Regions from separate parts of the Homo sapiens genome. Here regions 1 and 3 are each linked to region 2. The links are chromatin loops, found by intact Hi-C in ENCODE. Cell type or tissue: B cell. All regions are shown on one strand. Each heading gives the region's core, and the rest is flanking DNA. Links, peaks and the distances in the headings are about the cores only. Region 1 has its middle 32 kb from the start of COQ2. Region 2 overlaps LOC124900167 (a long non-coding RNA gene). Region 3 has its middle 53 kb from the start of COQ2.

Region 1 (6,931 bases), core at 1,250-6,249, 77 kb before region 2:
TAGCCGGGCGTGGTGGCAGTCTCCTGTAGTCCCAGCTACTCGGGAGGCTGAGGCAGGAGAATGGCATGAACCCGGGAGGCAGAGCTTGCAGTGAGCCGAGATGGCGCCACTGAACTCCAGCCGGGGTGACAGAGTGAGACTCCATCTCAAAAAAAAAAAAAAAAAGAGGAAGCTGATTTTTCAGATTCTATTTCAGGAGAACAATTTTAACATTCAGTTTCTAAGCCTGAGTTTTTTAAATGGTGTTAGTTTAGAGGGGTGGGGGAAAGGTGGGGACAAAAAGTGGAGAATTTGTAAAAATTATAGATGAATTTTAAAAGGGATATCCCACTGGCTACAGTGGCTCAGACCTGTGTCAAAAAAATAAAAAATAAGGCCAGGCACAGTGGCTCAGGCCTGTAATCCCAGCACTTTGGGAGGCCGAGGCTGGTGGATCACCTGAGGTCAGGAGGTCAAGACCAGCCTGGCCAACATGGTGAAACCCCGTGTCCTAAAAATACAAAACAGCCTGGCATTATGGCAGGTGCCTATAATCCCAGCTACTTGGGAGGCTGAGGCAGGAGAATCGCTTGAACCCAGGAGACAGAGGTTGCAGTGAGCCAAGATCACGCCACTGCATTTCAGCCTAGGGGACAGAGCAAGACTCTGTCTCAAAAAAAAAAATATTTAAAATATATATATATATATCTAGGGATATCCTACCCATTAACGAAGTATAAATTCATGTAAAGAAATGGAAAGTAATGCATGCAAATGTTAACTAGATTTATATTTGTTTATCTCGTTTAAAACTCTTCAACAATCTTGAAAATTCAAGTTAGTAATTTTTTTCTTAGGCAGCATTGGCATAGTAACAAACTGAAATAATCATGGCTTTTACTTGCTTTATACTTAAGCAGTAGAAATGTCAACACAGCATCTGGGAAAGAATTATTGGGATCAGAGGTCATGTCCCATTGCAGGAATGCCTCATAAACATAAATTGCTTTCAGTTTACATCATTTCCTTGAAGAGAGGAAAGTGTTAAAGACATTTTAACACTTTAGAATCTGCAGGAAGTTTATGGCTCTGATCAATATTTTTTAAATACTGCTAAAAATACACACTAAATATTTTATTTTATTTTATTTTATTTTTGAGACAGAGTCTCACTGTCACCCAGGCTGGAGTGCAGTGGCATGATCTCAGCTCACTGCAACCTCTGCCTCCAGGGTTCAAGCGATTCTCGTGTCTCAGCCTCCCAAGTATCTGGGATTACAGGCGCATGCAACCATGCCTGGCTAATTTTTTATTTTTAGTAGAGGCAGGGTTTCACCATGTTGGCCAGGCTGGTCTCGAACTTCTGACCTCAGGAAACCTGCCTTCCTCGGCCTCCCAAAGTGCTGGGATTACAGGCATGAACCACCGTGCCTGGCCAAAATACACACTGAGTATTTTAAACAAATCCACTTAAAAACATGTTACAAATCAAAAAGTTTTTAGCACAGATCAATTAATTACTAATTGAAAATTGTTAAGATCTCTGAAACATGGAAGAATGTAAGGAAAGGGATACAATTTTATAATTTTTTCTCATTCATGTATTCATGTTTCTGATTTTCTTCATTCTGTTTTTAGCTGGTCTTTATGTGTGCATAGATAGGCTCTGCTTTAAAATAAAATGTGAATGGAAGTTACACACATGAACGTTTTTCAAGAAGTTGGAACAGCAAGTGCATAAGCCTTGACATGGGGATGAATGAAGCAGATTCGGGTAACAAGAAGGCCAGATTTCTAGTCTTGTTTCCATAGTCCACAGCCATCCCATATTATAGCAAGTGGTAGTGAAGATGTAGAGTAACTGGAACTCTTATACATTGCTGGTAGAAATGCAAAATGGTTTTGTCACTTTGGAAAACAGTTTGGCAATTTCTTTTTTTTTTTTTTTTTTTTTAAGTCAGAGTCTTGCTCTGTCACCCAGGCTTGAATGCAGTGGCGTGATCTCAGCTCACTGCAACCTCCACCTCCCAACCTCCCAGGTTCAAGCGATTCTTCTGCCTCAGCCTCCCAAGTAGCTGGGACCACCCACCCCAAACTCCTCAAGTGATTTGCCCACCTCGGCCTCCCAAAGTGCTGAGATTACAGCCATGAGCCACCGCACCCGGCCTGGTTTGGCAATTTCTTATCATTGACTATGCACTGAGTATAAGACCCAGCAAAATCACTCCTAGGTATTTACCCATGAGGAAAGAAAACTTACGTTCACATAAAAACCTGTCCATGAATGTTAATAATAGCTTGATTCATTATAATCCCAAATTGGAAAAAAAAAAAGCTTTAATGTCCTTCAGCTGGTGAAAGAATAAACAAACTACGGTACATATATAATGAAATACTATACGACAATAAAGAGGAACAGACAACTGATATATGTAGCAAAATGCATGAATCTCAAATGCATTATGCTAGGTGAAGGAAGGCAAACCCAAAAAACTATATACTACATGATTCCATTTGTGTGATAATCTGAAAAAAGCAAAACTGTAAGTACAGAAAACAGACCAGTGGCTGCCAGGGACTGGAGGTCAGAGGAGTATCTGACTACAAAAGGGAAGGAGGAGATTTCGGAGGATGATGGAACTGTTCTATATCTTGATTGCAATGGTTTGACATAGTTATAGGCATTTGCCAAAACTCTTAGGATTGTACCCACACACAAAAGGTGAATTTTACTGTATGCTAACTATACCACAATTTTTAAAAAGTGAACAAAAGTCATTTTTACCAAGTTAGGGTGAGAATAATCAGAATTATATTGTTGCCATCCTAATTAAGTTAGGGGCTAAATTTTCATTGCTGTAGATATGCCTGCATATGGAGTTGTGTTCTGGAAAAACCAACTCTTTTCTGAAACCTACAGCCCTTCACTTAATCAATATTTATCAAGTACCTATTATATGCCATACACTATTCTAGGTTCTGAGGATACCTCAGTGAACAAGACATATCCCTACCCTCCTAGAACTTGCATTTTAATAAGTGAGTAACTCTGTAGGTAAATAAGTGCATAGGCTACTTTAAATAATATAATGTAGTGGTAAGTTGTTATAAAGAAAACTAAAGCCTGGTGAAAGAGAGTTATGGGGAAAGGAGGCTATTTTTGATAGAGTACTAAGGAAGGATTTCCAAGTGACAGTTGAACAGAGGTTTAATTGATGTGATGGAGCTATGTGAATACCTGACGGAAGAGAGTTCCAGGAAGAAGGAAAAGCAAGTGTATCAGCCTTGAAACAGGGATGAACCAGGCAGATACAAGGAACAACAGGAAAGCTAGATTTCTGCTCTTGCTTCCATAGCCCATTACCATGCCACGTTAAATGGAGATAATTTTAATTTATACTTATCATAATAGTAAAATTCCAGGGAAAATTCGTTTATCCCTCCCAAAATGAGAACTTGAAGGTACCATAATGCATAACTACTGTCAAAAAAAAAAAAAAAAGTGGGAAACTGCAAATTTGCCAGTGTTCTCAGTTGTAAACCGGTCAGTTTAGGCACACATTTTCTCTGGAGGACATTAGAAAACTCACAGAAATGCTGGGAAAGCTGAAGAACCAGTGTGCTTGTTATTAATTTATTGCCTCTCAGCTCTAAATCCGTCCTTCATTATCTACTCTGCAATAGTGGAGTTGAATCCTGTAGACTTTTCTCCTTTGCAGTGAGTGGGATGTCAGACTTTTTCAGTAGAGGGCGCTGGAGGGACCCTGCAGGAGGAAAGGGCTTCTTCCTGGTCGGGCGTGTTTCCATTTGCTTCTTGCTTCTGCTCCTGGCTGTAAGCAACATATGGCAGGGACATCCAGTAATGCTCCTCCCCAACTATTGCAGGCTAAATTGTGTCCCCCCAAATTCATGTTGACATCCTAACCTGCAATACCTCAGAATGTGACTGTATTTGGAGATAGGGTCTTTAAAGAGGTTATTAAGGTTAAATGAGATTACTAGTGTGGGCCCTAATTTGATATGCCTGGTGTCCTTACAAGAAGAGGAGTTGAGGACACAGACTCCCACAAAAGGAAACATGTGAAGGCACTGGTGGAAGACAAGCCAAGGAAAGATGCCCCTAGAAGTAACCAGCCCTGCCAACACCTTGATCTTGGACTTCTAGCTGCAGATTGTGAGGAAATACATTTCTGTTGTTGAAGCCCCCCAGTCTGTGGTATTTTGTTGTGGGAGACCTAGCAAACTAACATACCAGTGTGCACAGAGAGGGCACAGTCCCTTGGCAAGCCACCAGCTCCAGTTCTGTGACCACCTGGCTGCATGCAGCCCTCCTAACACCAGGCTTCATGACAAGCAGTCAGTAAAGGGGTTCTTGATGCCCTCAATCCCTGCACAGGTCCATCCACTAGCCTCAGCCCTCTCCTACACCTCGGAGTGGTTTGCCAACCTTCTCACGTGCATCCCAGAGACATGTTTCCCACTTGGTAGTCCTAACTGTGGTTTTCTGGCCAGCCTCCGTCCCCCTGCTCCCTAGAAGAATATTACCTGCCTGTCCAGTGACTTAGACTGGCTCTGGCCTGGATCAACCCAGCAAACTTGTCCACCCTCCAGTGGACTGCAGCCACACCTTCTCCAGCAGAGCTTGAATTCCAGCTTGACCAGAGGAATCCCTTCCAAGTTTGCTTCTTCCTCAAGTATTTTTCTCAGCTCTAGAGTACTCTTTAGCATTCTGCTTACCCCTTTTAGTTATTCCCCTCCTCTAGTTAATACTATTTATTAAACTTTCCCTGTTCAAATTACACTCCGATTCTGGACTAGTACAGAATCCAACTGCCACAAAATGGTGCTGGGAGTAGTCCTAGGAGATAGACCTGCGGAGGTGGGATTTGAGGGCTGACCCTGTCCTTGGAGTTCAGCACAGTGCTGAACTCCTTAGCAATGGGAAATGGGAAGCTAGTGACCTGTGGCATGCAGGGACATCACACATCAAGCTAGCACTTGTGGCTAATTGTAATGAAGTTGTAACCAAAGCAAGTGTCTTAGGAGCCCAAATGGCAGTTGCAACTAACTGTTACGGCAGTACATGATGCCTGTAAGGAATGTACTGTGGGACAGATTTTTCTGAGCATACTTGAGTAGTAACAGAAAAATGACAAACCCAAATCCTTTAACTCTGAGCTCAAGTCATTGTTAGAGGACGACAGAGCTTTGAGGATAGCCCTAAAAGAATCTTTTATTGCTCACAGCCAGAGGGCTGATATTGCTAAAAAATTAAACATAAAATTTAAGGGTGTGGGTTGCTGACTTACAACAATAGTTGAATGTATAGTTTTGAGCTTCCCTCTCCTGTGGAAGTAGCTTGCTCTTGGTAGAAGACTAGCCTTCCTCTGCTTAAATATCTGTGTTAAGCTCATCTGGGGACAGATGCCTTAAAAGGAGTTACTCATTCTCTAAATCTACCACAACCACCCCTTGTTGCCACTAGACTCATGATTATTGCCAAAGCTCAGCAAGTTCCAGTAGGACAGGGATCCACCATGACCCAGCAAGAAATAGTTTATACGCCAAAAGAATTGCCACACTTTTCTAATGTGTATCTTCAGAGACCTGGGGAACATGTGTGGAAGTACATCCTAAAGATGTTCGAATGAGAATAGTGGGATAGAACACTAGAGCAGGCTAACTTCATTCCTATGAGCGCACTTTAACTAGACAGCTTTCCTGTCACAATATGGAAGAGAGACTCCAAAGGCTTAGGGCGATAGGCAAATGGGACTGGATTTACCATGTGCAAACTGCATGCCCAGCCCCCAGCATGTTCCAGGAAAAGAGTCAGGAGACAACTCCCTGCACTAAGGCACCAGCAGACTGGAAAAGCTCTGTGGGTGTCTCCTTTGCAGGCTACGTGTGGCTGTAAAGAATGCGACCATTGAGAGAGGCTTCCAGATTTCAATGGGGATGATGGAATCCCAGAGAGGCAGAGTCAAAGTGACTGCATTTAACCACCAAAGACAAGAAGCGTGGACATATTTACAATACAGGGCAGCAGGAACATAGTGCTAACCAGTTGCCTTAGCTCACAAAGATCTGTGGTGGTAATTGATCATAGTGTTCCTAGGAACAAAATGGATGGGTAGTCAAAAATGTAGCTTGCATCATCATAGTAAAAAGTCACAGCCTTTTACCCAGTTTTCAGACTTAATAAATTTACAGATGCAGAGGGTCTTGATTGAAGAATGTCTCTGGTGGCCCACCCTAACCAGAGCCATGCAGGCAGAAGAACTGTGGGACATGTAGTTCAGTCTAGCCAAGTTGACAATTATAAAGCCACCACTCCTAAGGAAGGCGCAGAGCAGCGATTTGACCGTAGGTGGTCAGGAGTCGCAGCCTCCACTCTTGACTGTTACTCTATTTTGCCTCCTTGGGGTACAAGGTGAAAAAACCCTCAACCCTGGTCTGGAGGGCCTGGAACTCCAGCTGACACCCACCACAGTGTGAGTGATGAGGAAAACACAAGGCAACTGGATCCAGTGGCAAATCTGCCATTTTAAGGGGGATGATTATCTTGTCTTTTCTTCTCTGAGGAAAGAGGCTTCTAGGAAGCTGTACCTGGTGGCTGTTTGTTCATGATGCTACTGTACTGATAAACTCAGACCTTCCTAGGTGGGCACGTAAGGCCTGCTTATCCCCCAGCTAGGGTGAGCAAACCTCCTGGTTTGCCAGGGCATGGGAGTATCTGCACTCAACTATGAAAATACTGGGCAAACCAGCACCCCCAGAATCTGGCAATCCAGCCACCACTCAGCTGCTGCATTGTTTGGGAGGGAGGACAACAAAACAGTACGATGATTTGCTCAGATTTTCTCCCTACTATTTTGAATCTATTAAACAGATTACAGAGACTTTTGGCTCTACTTCAGGATAGAATCAGGTGTGTTAATGTAAGTGTAAT
Region 2 (6,931 bases), core at 1,028-6,027:
GAGAAGTGGCCATCAGTTGTATTGAGCAGTTAGCATGTAACACTGTGTGGAAACACACAGGTTTTCCTTGGGGGAGTGAAGACAGAGACAAATGTGGGGCAATGAAGTCAGAGACAAAGACACTTAATGGCTGTCTCTTCCCAAATATACACCATGTTTGGGAAGAATGCATCTGGAGGCTTTTGGGAAAAAGAAATATTTCATAATCAAGTGTTTGCCTAGGATGCTGCCCTTTTCCTAAAGGAAATTTATCAACATCTGTTTCACAGCCACAAGATAATTGCATGTTTATTGAAGTTTTGAGATCCATTTATACTGGCTAGAGCACTCACTGAACAGTTTTGTAGTCTTCTTATAAAATATTAGATTGGGACTTGTTAGAGTTATAGATTATAAACACCACCCAAATTCAACATTCTGTAAATTTTTACCACCAGTTTTATGGCTGAGGCTATCTTAGCTCTCTTGACTTCCATCCCTAGTACAAGTTGTTGGCATTTTGAAAGGAACCCTTTCCCCTATCTACAGCAAAACAAAATTTAAAATAATTTAACAAAGTTGACTTTTCACTGAAAAAGTTAAAAAAAGAAACAAAAGGCAGGGCGCGGTGGCTCACGCCTGTAATCCCAGCACTTTGGGAGGCCAAGGCGGGCAGATCACGAGGTCAGGAGATCGAGACCATCCTGGCTAACACGGTGAAACCCCGTTTCTACTGAAAATACAAAAAATTAGCCGGGCGTGGTGGCGGGCGCCTGTAGTCCCAGCCACTCGGGAGGCTGAGGCAGGAGAATGGCATGAACCTGGAAGGCAGAGTTTGCAGTAAGCCAAGATTGTGCCACTGCACTCCAGCCTGGGGGACAGAGTGAGACTCCATCTCAAAAAAAAAAAAAAAAAAAAAGAAAAGAAAAAAAATTGACCAAGTCCCTTTTTAAAAAATTATTTATTTATTTATTTATTTAGAGATGAGATCTTGCCATCTTGCCCAGGCTGGTCTTGAACATCCTTGGCTCAAGCAATCCTCCCACCCCGGCCTCCCAAATTGCTGGGATTACAGGTGTGAGCCACTGTGCCTGGCCAACCAAGTCCCTTTGAGTCATTTTGTACCAAAGTGAATGCAGCTGTTAGCTGGATTCTCACCAGCTAAGTGATCTTCAGCCCACATTATTTGAAGAACAGGCAATTCCAATTCACATTTGAGTCACAGCGAGATTTAAAATACAGTGCTGCACTTTACAGGTGTTCTGGCTCTTTTAGCCAAGATGTTAAATGTGAGACATCTAAAGGACTATTCTCTGAACATGGCCAGATACCAGACATGCTAAGCATGGTTAGAGCTGAGCCCTCTGCAATTCTGGGGGCTGGTGGGTACCCTCTTCTCCTTTTGGGATTCCTCTCTGTTTAGCTCCTATTGGAGACAAATAGTTCCAAGAAAGATGTGAAGAAACAGAATAAAGGCAAAACGTGAGTCTGGGGAAGTAAGTCATTGCCTAGGTAAGAAACCTACTTTTAGTCGAGGGCTTTTAGGATATCTGCATATAAATTGGGACTTTTAAGGTAACTCAAAGATTCATTCATTAAACCAATAGTATTTCAGCCCTTGGGATGAACTCAAACTCTTGACTTTCTTAGACAGACTCTACCCTGTCACACAAACTCAAGAGTCATGGTGGGGGCATCTCAACTAATTAGGTAATTCTGAGCTACAGCATAATTGGATACCAGTTTTAAAAGAGATGAATGCTTGCTCTCCATGTAAAACAAACAGAAAGGAAAGCAGCCTTCTCCACATTGCAGGAGAAATGGTTTTATTGCCTCAATTGGGAATATCCTCATTAAAAACTGGTCCTACACACTAATTACTGTTTTAATGGATTAAATGGAAAGACATACATTGAAAATGTCACAAGTAGTTAAGCTTTGTATGGTGGAATTGCTAGAGGTTTTTTGTTTTGATATTTTGGTAATTCTCAGATTTTCTTCATTGAGCATATTATTCATTCATTCATTCATTCATTCATTCATTTTTAGAACCAAGCAACACCTCATTCTATGCCATAGAATGAGTGTTCCCCTTGGCTTAATTTTTTTAAATTATACGTGTTTGGGGAGAAAATTTAAGTGGTACATGAAGTTTGAAGTTGAGAGGAAATGTATTTTATTATTGTATAAAAGACTCAAGTTGGACTAATTCAATACTCAAAAATCATCATTTCCTTTAATGTGGTGATTCTCAACCCTGGCTGCACTTTGTAATTACCTGGGAAGCCTTAAAAATACCAATTCCAGATCACTCACTCAATCTCTACAACCAGATCAAATGGTTCAGAAGCAGAATAGGGCCAATTAGTATTTTTAGAAGATCAACTTATTATAATATCTAAGGTTCCATATTGCAATTCTTTTATCTTTACAGCATTGACTAGGAAGTTACATTACAGACAGTCCCTAACTTACAATAATTCCACTTACAATTTTCCAACTTCATGATGAATTTATCTGAACTAAATGCATTTTCAACTTAATAATTTTGTTTACTTATAATAAGTTTATCTGGACATCACCCCATATAAGTTGAGGGACTTTCTGTACTTAAAATTTGACTCTGTAGGTGTATTGTTACATTCTTTTATTACCATGGGAGAAGGTGGTAATACCTACTACAAAAGTTTTCCAGGCTCTATGGTACAGAACTTGGGGACTTTTATCAGCCATGTGGTCACTTGCTGAAGCAGCCCCAGAGGTGGTTTCTGAGGGAAACAAACTTTCCTGTAGGTAGATGACTTAAGCTCACTTCCATGCTACACTAGGGTGGTCTTCTATTCAGCTGTGTGTCCCCACTCCATTCCTTAATTTTTATAACAATGCAATACGTTATATACCTTTCCATCTGCATACCTCTTCTCATGGATAAGCAGCTTGAGCTGGGAATCTGAACTCAAGGTCTTGCCAGACTTTTAACTCAGTCTCACCACTGCCCAGTTCTTACTAAACCTCATAAATAGCTGGCAAAAATGCTATTTATGAAGAATTATCAAGGAACATGCCCCCTTGTACTCCTCTAAACAATCTTTAGGCCAAGTTCTGTGGCTCACACCTGTAATCCCAGCACTTTGGGAGGCCGAGGCAGGCGGATCATTTGAGGCCAGCTGTTGGAGAGCAGCCTGGCCAACATAGTGAAATCCATTCTCTACTAAAAATACAAAAATTAGCCAGGCATGGTGGCACACGCCTGTAATTCCAGCCACTCGGGAGGCTGAGGCACGAGAATTGCTTGAACCCAGGAGGTGGAGTTTGCAGTGAGCTGAGATGGCACCACTGCACTCCAGCCTGGATCACAGAGCAAGACTCTGTATCAAAAAAGTCTTTAAAAATCTGATTTTTAATCTTGAATTATCTCAGATTATCAGACAGATAAGTACTTGGATGGGATCATTTTAGCTTCTCATACGTTACTTTCAGTGCTCATACTGTAATCCCTCCATACTCTTTAAGCCTACATTAGGAAATGTCTGTTCTAGTTATTATAGAACTACTGTTAAAGGCTTAGATCACTCTTTTTCATGCATCACCTCCATTTTGACGAGAAATTTCTCTAGGTTTTAATTTGTTTGTCTTTTATGGACATGGCCAATCTCCTAAATATTTGTGTTCCCTCTTTGCTTTGCCTGATCAGAAGCTCAGGGTCTAATGTGCAGTGATGTCTAGCATTGTATAGGAACCTTAAAGCACGCACTAAAGCTGCTCTAGGCTTTATTTTTCCTGTGCCTGATTTCTTCATTTTGCATTTGGTATCTTATTGCATATGTGAGTTTGTAAATGGCTCAAATCTCCTTAAGATCAAGGGTATAAATCAGAGTTTCTCAGCCTTGCCACCATTGGGCCGAATAACTTCTTGTTGAAAGTTAGGGAAGGCAGGGCCTGTCCTGTGCATTGTAGGATGCTTAGCGGCTTCCCTGGCCTCTACCCACTAGATGCCAGTAGCAATTCTCTGCCATCTCCCTGAATTGTAGAAACTAAAACTGTTACTAGACATTGCCATATGTCTCAGGCAGGTGGTGGTTGGGTGGGGCAGGGCGGATGGGAGGTGCAAATCACCCATGGTTGAAAACCACTGGTATAAATAAATACAATTGTATTGAGCACCTACTATTTTCTAGGCTATGTGTAGGCCATTATCTTTGGGGGACACAAAGATGACTGAGGTCCAGTTACCTGTCCTCAAAAAAAACCTACAAATAAGTCAAAAGAAAAGGTGTACATGCTCAGAATACACGTATATAAATCTCATGTCTGCTATTAGTATAGATTCCTGTATATTTTTAATAACCGTGGGAAGGAGGAAGTGAAAATAGTATCATTGTCATTTAGAGAAAAAGCACAGAGGGAGCCAAGTATCAGTGCTGTAATGATATCCTAGTGTCCTGAGCGCCAGACCAGAGGGTTCTCCACCACATCTGGAAAGGGGTTTGCAAGTTCAGAGGAGGGAAAGGCAAATCCAACATGGAAGGTTAGAAATGGCTTCCTGGTGGATGGGCACTAGGGATGGGATGTTAACAGGTAAAGAGGAAGACAGGAGACGGTAACTGACAGCAGGAATAGATATAGAGGGGCTGCTTGCTGAGTAGTGATGGGATAACTTATGGAAGTAGAAATCAAAAGGACTGAAGAAATAGGGTAGGTCACATTGTGAAGAGCTTCAGAGGGCACGCATAGAGGGTCTGGGTGTGAAAGGGCAGTCTTCCTCTAGAACCATGTATGCCTGACACCAGTTTAATAAATTATAGGACAAAAGTAGAGAAGAAGCTTAATAAATTAGGTTACTGGAGAGGTTAATGATGGAAGACAATGGAGGCATCGATAGACCCAGTTTACCCTCTGCTTTTTATCTCTTCCCCTCACAAATGTTTTAGTGAGCCAAGTCCCTTTGACTTGCTTGATGAAAGGAGGATAACTAAACTTTGCCAGTGTCAGAAACTTTCCAAGTCTTGTGCTATGAAAAACACAAATACTCCTGAGAGGACTCCTAATTTAAGCATTATCAAGCATGAGCACCATTTTTAACATGAAGAAAAATGTTTTGGAGTACACTTTGTTTATATAAATTGTGTAGCTTAAATTAGGAAATGCCATATCTTCAACTACACATAATCATTTTTTAATTTCCTTATAACTGAGAGTTTTCATTCTTTTGGCTAAAATTTCAGAAATGACACCATTGGTAGATGAGGCAGAATCTTATCCTGATGCAGAGACTTATGAATTCTGGGAGACCCAGAGGTTCTGTGGGAGTAGGGGAGGGAATTGGCCCTAAATACACACTCAGTTGCAGGACTAAAGGGCTTACTGTGGGGTTTCTGGCTTCTGGAGAAGCTCAAGAACAAGGGAGGTCCTTGAAAGGAACAGATCTGAAGGGATCTGGGAGGCTGCAGGAGATGTAGGAGTCCAGAAGCCAACTACTGGTATGAAACTAACCTTTCTCCACTTTCAATGTATAAAGAGGAAGGGATCCTTTCCCTGGCTATGGCCTAACACAGGTGACAAAAAGTAGGGCCTTTTCCACTGACTTTATTTTACTTTCTTGTTCCAGAAATTAGGTTAATCTCTAATGAGGGGCTGGTGGGTTGATGCGACCCATGGAATTATTTGGTAGGTGGCTGAATGCCAGAAGGAGGCATACAGAGGGCAAAGGAGGGGCTGGAAATAGGGGGAATTAAGAGCCCTGGAACGCCAAGGAGAGACTTACTCAGCTGTTTTACCTGATCCCATCTGGATAGCTCAGATTGGCTCAGAAAAACAGAGCCCAGCGCAAGACCCCAGGGAGTCAATAAATAGTAACTGCTGAGAATAAAACTTCCAGTTAGGAGCAAGCCCCCCAAAATCTGGCCATAAGCTGGCCCCAAAACTAGCCATATACAAAATCTCTGCAGCACTGTAACATGTTCATAATGGCCCTAACACCCAAGCTGGAAGGTTGTATGTTTACGGGATGAGGGCAAGGAACACCCGGCCCGCCCAGGGTGGAAAACTGCTTAAAGACATTCTTAAGCCACAAACAATAGCGTGAGCAATCTGTGTCTTAAGGACATGCTCCTGCTGCAGTTAACTAGCCCAACCTATTCCTTTGATTTGGCCCATCCCTTCGTTTCCCATAGGGGATACTTTTAGTTAATTTAACATCTATAGAAACAATGCTAATGACTGGCTTGCTGTTAATAAATATGTGGGTAAATCTCTGTTCAGGGCTCTCAGCTCTGAAGGCTGTGAGACCCCTGATTTCCCACTTCACACCTCTATATTTCTGTGTGTGTGTCTTTAATTCCTCTAGCACCATTGGGTTAGGGTCTCCCCAACTGAGCTGGTCTCGGCACCTTCCAAAAGACAGGGGACTTGGTAGAATGGAAGAGCACAGACGTTGACTATAGCTCACCTGACCTTGAGCCTGACATAGCTGCTTAAGTTTTCCAAGTATTGAACTTCAAAATAGAAGAGCCAAGCATGGTGGCTCACTCCTGTAATCCCAGCACTTTGAGAGGCCAAGGCAGGCGGATCACCTGAGTTTGGGAGTTCAAGACCAGTCTGGCCAACATGGTGAAACCCTGTCTCTACTAAAAATACAAAAAATTAGCTGGGCGCTGTGGTGGGTTCCTGTAATCCCAGCTACTTGGGAAGCTGAGGCAGGAGAATTGCTTGAACCTGGGAGATAGAGGTTGCAGTGAGCTGAAATCGCCCCAGTGCACTCCAGCCTGGGCAACAGAGCGAGACTTCATCTCAAAAAAGAAGAAGAAAAAGTGGTCACAAGGCTAGAATGTCATAACACACATAAGGCTGCTTAACATGAAATCTGGCAGGAGAAACCTCTCAAGAAATTTCAGTTTTTCTTCCTTTATCCATGAATAAACAATTGTGTGTTCCCAGGGGAAATGCTTTTTTA
Region 3 (6,931 bases), core at 668-5,667, 56 kb before region 2:
TTCTCTAGATAGTGAATCTAAATCTCCTCCAGCTTGTTCCATTGCAGATTGACTTATATAATTTGGTCTGAAGATAATTCATCTTAGAGAAGATGATGCACTCAAAACAGAGAAGATGTTAAGAGGCTTTTGAAACTATAAAGCAGTCCCACTGCTGTTGTCCGAGTTTATCAACTCTTTTGCAAATTATGTATGAGTCAACACTACTGCTTACCTGGCTTCTACTTTATGAGTAACAGCTAAATAAATGAGTCTAACTTGGAGAAAATCAATGTTCATTTTCTTTTGCAGTTGTCATCTGCAGCAGGACCTCACTTGAGTACTGCCTCTGAGCCTAGGTTCTGAAAGCTAGTTTAAAATTCCCTCTTTAAGTTTGTCTGCTGAATGTTCTGTGACAAATTCCCTTTCACGCACGTCCATGTGAAGAGACCACCAAACAGGCTTTGTGTGAGCAACAAGGCTGTTTATTTCACCTGGGTGCAGGTGGGCTGAGTCCGAAAAGAGAGTCAGGGAAGGGAGATAGGGGTGGGGCCGTTTTATAAGATTTGGGTAGGTAAAGGAAAAAGGGGGGTTTTTCTCTGGTGGGCAGGGGTGGGGGGTCACAAGGTGCTCAGAGGGGGAGCTTTTGAGCCAGGATGAGCCAGGAGAAGGAATTTCACAAGGTAATGTCATCAGTTAAGGCAGGAACAGGCCATTTTCACTTCTTTTGTGGCGGAATATCACCAGTTAAGGCAGGAACCGGCCATCTGGATGTATACATGCAGGTCACTAGGGATATGATGGCTTAGCTTAGGCTCAGAGTCCTGACATTCCCTACTTCATCTCTCATGCTGAATATAGTCCCTGCAGGATACTTTAATTTTTTGGAATGATTTTTAAAGATTGGTGTTACTTTGGTAATAATAATTGTTTTTATTTTGGTAAATATTTAACTTTAATCAGGTCTTCATTAGACTTAAACTAGTTGACTTCAATAGTCATGGAATGCCTTTAATATTCAAGAAAATAAAAAATAGGCTGGGCATGGTGGCTTATGCCTGGAATCCCAGCATTTTGGGAGGCCAAGGCAGGAGGACTGTTTGAGCTCAGAAATTTGAGACCAGCCTGGGCAACATGGCAAAATCCTATCTTTACTAAAAATACGAAAATTAGCCAGGAATGGGGGCATGTGCCTGTAGTCCCAGCTACTCAAGAGGCTGAGTGAGTATTGCTTGTGCCCAGGAGGTCGAGGGTACAGTGAGCCGAGATCATGCCACTGCACTCCAGCCTGGGTGACAGAGTGAGTGAGACCCTGTCTCAAAAAAAACAAAAAAACAAACAAACCAAAAACCAAAAACTAAAACAAAACAAAACAAAAACAAAAACAAAAAAACTCAAGAAAATAAAAACGAATATAAAATTCTAGAAGAATACTACAGCTCATATGTTAAATGTAAGTCAATAATAAAGTTTTTATGAAATGTTATCCCTTTTAAAAGAGTTCTTCTTATGAATATAGGTTTCTTAGTGTATATTTCAAGAATAAACAGTAAGACAGTTTGTTTCTGCCATCCCAAGCTACCTGAGATTAAAAACTATATTTTCTAAAATTGAGTTGCTGGCAAGGAATTTGTCTTATCATACTTATTCAGAATTTGTTTTTCTAGGCCAGTAATGCCTGTAATCTCAGCACTTTGAGAGACCAAAGTGGGAGGATCACTTGAGCCCAGGAATTCAAGCCCACCCTGGGCAACACAGCAAGACCCTGCCACTCCATTATTTTTTAAAATAAAAAATAAATAAATAAAAATTTGTTTTTCTATAGCCTAAAGAAAAATAATTGCCTCTGTTAACATTACATTTCCAAGAAAAATTGTCTGCAAATAGTTTAATTTTAGATGATTACCCCTCTCCAAGGTAGGGCTGGAAGGAGGATAAATTTGGCAGAGACATAGGTTGCACATACTGATCTCAGTTTCTGTTAGGTGCATATAAATAAAAAAAAGTTTCTTCATTTTATTAAAGCCCTATTTTTGTATCATTTTTAGTAATGTATATACCAACATAAATGCTTGATCTCAGTCTCTCCTGATAATTACAAATCAACATATCCAATGCTTAAAGTTACTGTTAAATTAATGTAGAATTGTCAGGTCTTCATTAGAAGTAGTAAGTAGAACACAGAGATTGGTCAAATTTTTCAGTACTTATACTTTTGAAAAAAAGAAAAGAGTATTCTATTCCTGCCAATTAGTATAGTCTTTACCCTGATAAACAATGTCAATATACATTATGATTTTAATTATAAACCCCCTGGAGACAGCAAGTATGTTTATATTTTATTAGTCATTGTACTTAAGAAGCCCCAAAGCTCTCTATTCCTAGTTCAGATTTTCTTTTGTTTGTGTGTGTTTTTGTTTTTTTTTGGATGAAGGTTAAGAGGAAGCTTTCTTTCTTACTTAAAGGTTTGTATGCTGGGCAGATAGTTAATGGTACAGAAATCCAAGCTTTATTTGGGGGAACAAGAGAGCAGACAGGACATAGAGGTCTTATTGGCAGAAGTGGCAAAGTAGGGGACAATCTTTCATAGGATCATAAAATTATAGCCCCCAAACACAATCTAGTGAAATCACCTTGTTTCTAAGAAGGTTTTCACAAAGAGCTAATACTAAAGAATTGGGGTTACAGAATACATGGTATTATCCATGCCAAATACAAACACATGGACATCTTTATTGGAGGAGAAATTTGTTCTGCTCAAGAGCATCTTAAAGATTTCTATTTCCCAGTCATTATTCTTTCCCACAATCCCCTCCCAATAATTAGTCCAGAGGTAGGTCTGGGTTCCCATGGTGGCAGGATATTCAAATATCTCAAGATGGCTCACCATGTCATGAATGACATCTTAATTAATCAGTCTTCAAACAGGGGACACAGTGAGAATAAGGACTCCATGTTTCCTGATCTCAAAACACACTTGAGAGTTAAGAGCATGGGAATGACACTTCTGTGAATTACCACTTGGTGCCTGTTCATTTTTCTCTTCTGAGCAAAGTCCTCTCTTGTGAAATTCTAATACTTTGCATAGAATATTCAGAATTTCCAGACCTCATCGTTGAAGATTTCTTTTGCCTTCACAGTCATAAATATGTTGTAAGATTTGTGTTCCCAAGATCAAAGACAGGTCTCACAAGGGGTCCCCTGCTCTACTACCAGGACACCAACATTTGTTCTTGGTGCATCTTACATCAGCAATCTTTGAAATTCATTAGGTGAGGTCCTATATCCTTTGTTGTATCAGTCATCATCCCCAGCACAGGTTAAACCTCAGATTTCTCCACTCTAAGTGTCCTTGCCCTCAGGGAGGGTGACAGGATGTGGGGTTTCTTTCCAATGTTTTAGGACACACTCATAGCAAAACATGTCCACATCCTGTTGCAATCAGTGTGGTCAAATAGTGTGGAACAAATCAGCCCTTCCTGATATCTTCTGCATCTGAGGCAACCGTGTCCCTTATATGATGTCTGTAGTCAAAGGTTAGACTAGACTAGACAAAGGTTGGTTAGAAAACCAACTCTCAACCACAGACCTTGGTAGTTTCACAACTGTTTTTAAATAATCTCTTACTTCCTCCTTCCTCTCCCTTATCAATGGGGAAATGGTGGGAGTCTCTGGAGCAGAAGCCATAAGCTAATGAAATGTCATGGGACTGGACACACTAATGTTAAGGTCTATGGGCTTTACATCCACAGTTCCAAAAATCTGTCATCTCAGAGCATTAGCATCCAGCTATTTTTTTTTTAGTTTTTGTAGAGATGGGGTTTCACCATATTGGCCAGACTGGTCTTGAACTCCTGGCCTCAAGTGATCCACCTGTGTCGGCCTCCCAAAGTGCCCTGAACCAATACGCCTGGCCAAGTGTGTCTCTCTTTAAATAACTCTCCCCCTTTTTTTCTGTTCCACATCATCCTGTTTGGAAGATAGAGATTTCATTTTGCAGCACTTCTCCCAAACACTTGTCATCTTCCCTTTGGGAGTCTCTGTCCAGGGAATCTTATTATTTAGGAAAAATTTTTAGATGTGTCTTACCAAAGTCTCGGATATATATCTAATGATGTCCAACTCTCCCTATCATGAACTCTAGAATAACCTGACCACTTTTGCCCATGGGTTTCTGTCACTTCTACTTTTCAGACTGGTTCCTTCCGGTGGCCAGCATTTGGTACTTCCTCTACTTTCTGTGAAGACTCTCATTTAGTTAAAAAAAAGAAAAAAAAAATTACTGATGCCGTGGAGCATAGTATTTGTAGATACAAAGGACCTCAGAGGTCAGCCCCTCTCACTTGTTATATGAGGCATCTAAAGTTCTAAGGACTGAGATGTTTGCCCAAGGTCATGTAGTTAATAAATATCATCTATATCAGGCCACTTCGTATGATTGGGCAGGATGTTTATTACCAAAAAGCAACCACCTGACGGGTGAGTAGGGACCAAAATCCAGTCTGTGCTCCTCTTGCCTTGCCAAGCTGTGAGTCCTGCTTAGGACTCTATGCCACACCCCACCACCAGAGAAAAAGGCCTCTCTGTGATTTTTATAAAGGCACTATTTGGCTAATAGTGACGCTAATCTATATGTAAACTTTTCTTCTAATTATCTCAAACCTAAGTGTTAGAAAAAAGTTAATTAGGAAGAAACTTTGCATTTTTATTTTAAAGGAATTAGTATCCTATAACTTTTATGTTCCTAACAATTCTTACATCTTTTTCAAATGCTATTTGTTAATTCTTAAGCAATCTTGGCATTCACAGATTGGGTTGTTTGTTTGTTTGTGGAAACAAGGTCTCACTATGTTGCCTAGGCTGGTCTCAGACTCCTGGGCTCAAGCAGTTCTCCCGCCTCAGCCCCCCAAAGTGCTGGAACAACAGGGATGAGCCACCATGCCTGGCCAGATTTGATCATTTTTGCTTCACCTACTCAAATTATGGGGATGGGGTACAGATTCATTTTTGCTTCACCTACTCAAATTATGGGGATGGGATACAGGTTCAGACTAGGGTCTCAGGATCCAGGACTCTGCTTGAGAATAAGAAGGGCTGGCCCAGGGTTATAGGGTGGAACCAAAGAGAGACTTATGCCCCCACCCACATAAGGGCAGCTTTCTGTCTGATACAAAGGACCTAGTCCAAGGAGACAAGAACTTAATCACAAGGGAAAAGTCTGGAGTAGAGGACAGGACAGAGAGTAGTTCAGAGGCAGACGCTGGAAAGATTTCCTGAGACAAAGGTTCCTGGGGAGTGTTCTTTTGTAGGGGCCTCCTGTGTGCTTTGGATAAAACTGGAAAGTCCAAAAGGCCTAGTCAGCCTGCAGAGCTCCGAGGCAATGCAACAATGCCACTGGAGGTCAAGAGGAGGCGATGACATCAGAGACCAATGACCTGGTTTCAGTGGGACAAAACACTGCAACAAGAGCCCAGCAAGTGCCCACTGGGCCAAACAAAAGCCCACTGTGAACCAGCCACAACACCACCAATGCCACGTGAGTGCATAAACTTTCCCTCTCCCCAAGGCCATCTTGGCTAAGGGAAGAGGAGAGAAGAAAATGCCTAAAACGCTGAGCATTTCCCCAAAAGAGATTAGGTTAACCCCAAAGTAGACTCTGGCTACCTTTACTTGGAAAGTTTATGTTTGGTGATCTACCTTCACTTCATCACTCTATCTCGCCATCAGAGGAAACGGGGCCTTCTGGACAAGAAGAGAATAGTTACAGAAAACAAGAAGGCTACGTGTTCAAGCTTTGAATTCAACTTAACCCCATTACACCTGGTCCCTCGGATCCCAGAGGACATGCTTTGCACATTATTCAGAAGTTACAGAGTTCAAATATAAACGTAGATGACTCTTTTGATGCCCTTGAGGTTGGCTTTTATGCATCAAAAAAGGTTATTCAGAGGTTACTTAGCTTTAAAAATTAATATTTAATTTACTAAAGTTACAACTTAAAAACTTCGCTTACCGCCAGGCATGGTGGCTCATGCCTGTAATTCCAGTACTTTGGGAGGCCAAGGCGGGCGGATCACAAGGTCAGGAGTTCGAGACCAGCTTGGCCAACATGGTGAAACCCCATCTCTACTAAAAATACAAAAATTAGCTGGGCATGGTGGTGCACGCCTGTAATCCCAGCTACTCAGGAAGCTGAGGCAGGAGAATTGGTTGAACCTCGGAGGCGGAGGTTGCAGTGAGCCAAGATTACCCCACTGCACCCCAGCCTGGGTGACAGAGCGAGCGAGACTCCATCTCAAAAAAAAAAAACTTCATTGACCTTAAGATTTAAGTTCAACTTAGAATTCTTGTTGTTCTTTCAGAAATATAGCAAATTTTAAAAGCACTTGAAGGGCCTAAATATGGTTTGGTTCCATTAACAAATGCTATTAGATAAACTCCTTAAAACCTCTTAAAGTGCATTTATAAATTTAACATTATTTATTTTCTTAATATCAATAATTATTCAATTTAATGTCAAAACTTTCCTGGGAACCTAAATAATGCATACAAATCTAGTAGATCAAACACATAAATATGGTGATTTTTAAGTTCTTAAAAGATCTTAGTAACAATCTGACTTAGAATGTAAGTCACTCCCTTTGGTGTTTAGGAAACACAAGACTGATCTCTAGTTTCAACAGACCAAATTCTCTTAAACATTGCAACTACTTACAGTAAGTAATGTACACATTAATACAAAAATATGAATACTGTAGATAATATCCTCTTAAACATTTCTACTCCTAAATCTAAATCTTCGCAAGGTTGGAATATGATTACCCACCATATTAGTTTGCAAGAACTGCTATGACTAAATACCACAAACTGGGTGGCTTAAGCAACAGAAATTTATTTTCTCATAGTTCTGGAGGCTGGAAAGTCCAAGGAGTCAGTAGGTTTGGTTTCTTCT

The links. Peaks named below come from ENCODE experiments on the same cell type or tissue, not always from the same donor. Only the 100,000 strongest peaks of a DNase experiment are listed, where the experiment ranks them.
Region 1: a loop joins it to region 2, with 2.9 times the contacts of the local background. A loop is called at or near these places in 2 of 110 quality-filtered maps.
Region 3: a loop joins it to region 2, with 2.7 times the contacts of the local background. A loop is called at or near these places in 2 of 110 quality-filtered maps.

What each region holds. Positions count from the first base shown.
Region 1 is chr4:83,249,799-83,256,729 of GRCh38, reverse strand. No RefSeq gene overlaps it. Among named protein-coding and RNA genes, the nearest start is that of COQ2, 32 kb to the left of the region's middle. In B cell, for the core only: CTCF peaks have their summits at 3,534 and 3,733 (motif pointing right); a DNase peak (open chromatin) is centred at 3,749; H3K27ac peaks cover 450 bases.
Region 2 is chr4:83,172,446-83,179,376 of GRCh38, reverse strand. The region is part of intron 4 of LOC124900167 (a long non-coding RNA gene); the gene reads left to right. Among named protein-coding and RNA genes, the nearest start is that of PLAC8, 61 kb to the right of the region's middle. RefSeq lists an enhancer at 4,440-4,489. In B cell, for the core only: no CTCF peak of the experiment used is centred there; a DNase peak (open chromatin) is centred at 4,076; H3K4me3 peaks cover 3,109 bases; H3K27ac peaks cover 5,000 bases.
Region 3 is chr4:83,228,373-83,235,303 of GRCh38, reverse strand. No RefSeq gene overlaps it. Among named protein-coding and RNA genes, the nearest start is that of COQ2, 53 kb to the left of the region's middle. In B cell, for the core only: no CTCF peak of the experiment used is centred there; DNase peaks (open chromatin) are centred at 3,563 and 4,192; H3K27ac peaks cover 1,088 bases.